Linked DNA regions of Homo sapiens: region 1 is linked to region 2. A link is a loop called in an ENCODE intact Hi-C map of the cell type or tissue named here. Cell type or tissue: mammary epithelial cell. All regions are shown on one strand.

The links. Hi-C counts contacts between places; a loop is a spot of excess contacts. Peaks named below come from ENCODE experiments on the same cell type or tissue, not always from the same donor. Only the 100,000 strongest peaks of a DNase experiment are listed, where the experiment ranks them.
Region 1: it touches region 2 in a loop (4-fold over the local background); 1 of 110 quality-filtered maps calls a loop at or near these places.

The regions. Positions count from the first base shown.
Region 1 is chr19:23,525,038-23,527,537 of GRCh38, reverse strand. LOC105372337 (a long non-coding RNA gene) reads left to right here. Exons shown (of 3, transcript XR_936485.3): 3 at 951-1,907. Among named protein-coding and RNA genes, the nearest start is that of LINC01224, 110 kb to the right of the region's middle. RefSeq lists an enhancer at 1,771-2,272. In mammary epithelial cell, no CTCF peak of the experiment used is centred here; a DNase peak (open chromatin) is centred at 1,037; H3K27ac peaks cover 1,221 bases.
Region 2 is chr19:24,053,227-24,055,726 of GRCh38, reverse strand. It overlaps a transcript of ZNF254 not described here. Among named protein-coding and RNA genes, the nearest start is that of ZNF254, 33 kb to the left of the region's middle. In mammary epithelial cell, no CTCF peak of the experiment used is centred here; DNase peaks (open chromatin) are centred at 1,036 and 1,406; H3K27ac peaks cover 2,004 bases.

The DNA of each region.
Region 1 (2,500 bases), 530 kb after region 2:
GGAAGAATCATCACCTACCTTACTATCTCCTCCTCTCTCAGCCCCGCCATTACCGAGTGAAGGTGCCACAGAGGAGACATAGATTTTCCCTGAGCCCCTCCCCCAGTAAATTGAGAAAAAGACAAGGGATACACTACAGTTATGGGACCCTGTCTTAGGCAAGCAGCATTAGAGGGGGAGCTCTTGGCTTGCCTGATGATGGAAGATCAACAAGGCAATCATGTACATGAACCCATTGCTTTCAAGACTTATAAAGAAATAAGAAAGAGCATTAGAGAAAATGGAGCCACTAGCCCATTTATGAAAGGATTAATTGAGGCCATAGCATATAACTTCCACATGACCCCATGGGACTGGTTAGTGCTAGCTAAAACAACTTCAGAGGCCAGTCAATACCTCCTCTGGAGGGCATAACATGATGAGTTATGAGAACAACAAGCTAACCAGAATCAATTGGCCAGGCAAAACATAACAGCTGCTATACTCCAGGGGAGGGGTCCCTATGTAAATGTACAACAACAATTAAATTTTTCCCCCAGCCTATGCACAGAGTCAGTGCACTCACAGGGCCTGGGACCAAATTCTCAAAGGTGGAGTTCAACAGTGATCTTTTCTAAATGTATGACAAGGGCCCCAGGAGCCATTTGTTGAATTTATCAATCATTTAACTTAGGTCATAGTGAAACGTGCCCATTCCACCCTTAAGAATACGCTTAAAATCAAAAAAGGGTGAATATGAGTAGGGACCTTACAACACTACTAGCACAAGCCTTATTTACTCTTAATTTCTTAAATTTAGATGATACATTTCAATGAGCCATAGATAAGCACTTTGCAAAAACCTCTCAAAATAGAAAGCCTTCAGTTTTATGGAAAGGTGTAAATAGTAATGTACGGTGTGGTCCAAATGATTTGCTAACGTGGGAAAGGGGATATGCTTGTGTTCACAGCCCCTTAGGTCCTCTTTGGATTCCAGCATGATGCATCAAACCTTACCACGGCATGACTAGGGCCCAACCTGCTACCAGAAATAAAGGAAATGACGATGCAGAACCCACAACCCTGGATGATGTGGCTTCCTTGGATGACACAGGCCCCAGACATTACCTGGGGAATGCTGAAGAACACAACTCAGGAGGCTGAACAAATCTGCTTCAGACACAGATACCATTCAATCCATATAATTTGTTCTTTGCTATGCTTTTTATTCCACATTGCAACTCTTATAGAATACTGATTCTTCTTATTCTCTCTTTTTGCCTGCAACCCACACCTGCTATAAACTATTGGGCCCATCTTCTAGATCTGCCTTTCTTACGGCATTTTACTTGGGAAGGTACCCCCTTCTCAGCCTCTGACAACGTGACCAATTGGCTGGGAGGTATTGACTTACCCCCGGTGGGGTCCCTCAGTAATGGCACACATTGGACTCAGGTGCCAAGTAACATTACATATCAATCCTTGATTGGAAAAGAATAATATTGATTATACTCATGTTTGTCTTATGTTATTTACTGGTTCTAGGGTGCAAAGCTGGAACACAAACTGTAACCATTGCACCAGTCAAACCTGTCGCTGCTCAGATCTGTATGCTTCAATCAACAAAACCTGATGCAAAAAAACAGAAAAAGGGGAGATGTGGGAGATTGGTCAGAGTGGTGGAAAAAGGATAGGGAAAGAACGCAAATTTTCTGAAATGTTGGAAGGTCCTGCAGAGCTCCAGGGGAGAATAGCTGAAGGCAGCTGTTCTATAACCCTGAGGCAGAGAGCAAGCAGTAGGTACAAGGGAGTGTGGAAGAATTTATCTTAAACAGGCTTATTTACTTATGTTGATCAGGAACTGACCTTTGATCATTTGCGTGTGTGACATTCCCTGAAAGGGGAACAATAAATGTTAATTACCTGCAGCTTGTGTTGGCTCCAGGTTTTTGGTATTGTGCCTGCACTGAAAAAAGCAAGTGGCTCCAGCTTCTTAGGGCTGCACTTTGGCTACTAAAGCCTGGCATTCCCTTAGCTGCTCTTACACTGCATACCTGTGTCTGAGTACTAATTTAATCCATAGACCAGAATCTGTGGGACACACCTGGCAATAAAGCCCTCAGTAATACATTGAATGCCCTTACATGACCAAGCACACTGGTGACATTGTGATACTGGTACTCAAAACCAGTCAGCAGTAACTACGCCATCCTTTTAGATAAACACAACCTACTTCTGAAGTTCTGAATCTCAACCCTGGAGGGAGTGGAAAGTTGCAACATTGACTCTCGTATGTGGATCTGGTCCACATCTGGGCTGGTAATTCAGACCAAGATTCAGCACAACTCTGAGGCTATGATTTTACTGAGAAGACCCAGTCTGAAGGAGAGATTGAGGCTCTTATTCAGGAATCCATCCACATTGAGATTGTGATTTGTGTACTTAGACCCAACCTCCAAATGGTCTTGACTCTCTCTTTTTTTTTTTTTTTTTTTTTTTTTTTTTTGGAGCAGAGTCTCAC
Region 2 (2,500 bases):
CTATGGACTGGATCCATATATAAGAGTCAATTTTTCCACCTTTGACTTCCTCTAGGTGTGATCCAGAACTTCAAAAGTGGGCTGTGTTTATGTGAGAATATGATGATGTATACTTTTTGATGGGTGTTCATATAACAGTGAAAATCTCCAGGCCGGCTGCAGTGGCTCACACCTGTAATCCCAGCACTTTGGGAGGCTGATGCAGGTGGATCACGAGGTCAGGAGATTGAGACCATCCTGGCCAGCATGGTGAAACCCTGTTTCTACTAAAAGTACAAAAATTAGCCGGGCATGGTGGTATGTGCCTGTAATCCCAGATACTCAGGAGGCTGAGGCAGGAGAATCACTTGAACCCGGAGGTGGAGATTGCAGTAAGCTGAGATCGCGCCACTGCACTCCAGCTGGGGTGACAGAGCAAGACTTCATCTCAAAAGAAAAAAAGAAAAAGAAAAAGAGAAAATCTCCTCTGTGTGCTGGGTCTTGTTAGTACACTCTTTTTTTTTTTTTTTTTTTTTTTTTTTGGTGAGACAGAGTCTCGCACTATCACCCAGGCTGGAGTACAGTGGCATGATCTCAATTCAATGCAACCTCCACCTCCCGGGTTGAAGCAATTCTCCTGCCTCAGGCTCCCAAGTAGCTGGGATTACAGGTGCCCACCACCATGCCCAGCTAATTTTTTGTATTTTTTAGTAGAGATGGGGTTTCAACATGTTGGTCAGGCTGGTCTTGAACTCCTGACCTCGTTTCACCCACCTCGGCCTCCCAAAGTGCTGGGATTACAGGCGTGAGCCACTGCGCCTGGTTAGTACACTATACTACTCAAAGGCTTTATCCAGTATAAATGAGAGGCACAATTTACTCTAAAATCATGTTTGTAAGCACCCATGACCATACTTGTGGCCCTAAGCCCAGGTATTAGTCAACATCTCTCTTAATTTGTTGGGTTTAAGAGAGTAGAGTCCTCATCTGCTATGTTCTGAGTTTAGAAATGTGTCACCATCTCAACTGTGGTTGGAGGCTCATACATGAGTCACAATTCCAACTGTGGACAGTGTTTGCATTTGAGATTCTGTTTGCATTTGAGATTCAAGACTTCAGCCATAGGCTCTTTCCCTGTGTGAGGGTGATAATCCTAATAATTGGTGAGGTGTGCATATAAGAAACAATCTCACCTTTGTGCTGTGTGCCCTGGGATAACACGTTTGTAACACTCGAGGGCATTATACAATATGTTAGAGTGTGGCAATTCTTTATGACCTTCATAAAAAGAGAAGACCAAGGAAGTGACTCATTTATCTAAGTCGAGCTATGAGAGACAGTATTTCTTCCAATAGCTGACTAGAGGTATGAGAGTCATCATTCCACTTATAAGCTGACTATAGTATATGTCACCATTTAACCTGTAGGTAGGGAGTTAGCAAGAGAGTTACATCACCTGGGATTTCAGCCAAGGTATCTCACAATCTTCCCCGAGGGAAGGAAACAAGCAGGAGTGTCATATCACCTGGGTGCTCAGCCAGGGATATGTTACAATTCTCTCCTGAAAGCACAGCACAGGCAACAGAGTCACATCACCTGGGTGCTGAGCTAAGCACTATGTCACAATGCTCCCTGGGGGCAAGACAGGGGCAGAAGAGCCATATCACCTGGTGTCTGGTTCCAGGGATATGTCACAATATTTCCTGTTCAGGGCACAGTGCAGGCAAGAAGTGTCACCTTTTAGGTCATGGACGCAGATATATGTCACAAGGTCCCTGTGGGCAGAGCCCAGGCAGGAGCATGCAATCCCATAGGTAGTGGGCCTAGCAATATTTTACAATATCCAAAATATTTGAGGCCCAGGGAAAACAGGAGAATCACATCACCTAGATGCTGGGTCCAGTGATATGCCGCAATCCTCCCTTTTGGCAGGGCCCAGATAGAAAAGAGTTACATCATCTAGGTGATGAATAAAAAGATATGTTATAATACCTCTGTGGACAGGGCCCATGCAGGAGATTCACATCATCGAGGTGTTAGAACAAGCCACATGTCACAATACACAATGTACAAGAGGAACCAGGCAGCACAGGAGAGTCACACGACCTAGGTTCTGACCCAGCAATATATTACAATCCCTTCTTAGGAAAAGCCTAGGAAGTAGAGGAAAGTCATATCACCTGGGCACTAGGCCCTGTGATATGTCCAGTGTTCTCTGTGGAAAGCACTAAGACAAGAGAATAGACTCACATCACCTAAATGCTGGGTCCAGAAATATGGCACAATCCCATCTGTACGTTGGGCCCAGGCAGGAGAGTCAAATTACTTAGGTGCTTAAAAAAGGTGTATGTCACAAACACACCTGAATTAAGGTCGAGGTATGAGATTAACAATTTCACACATTTCTTAGTTCTAGGTATGAGACAAAATACCCTCTGTATGTTGGGTGTAAGTACCTGAGTGACAGTCTCAATGATGGTCTGGATTTGTGCATGAGAACTTCAATCCTTCCTGCAAATTC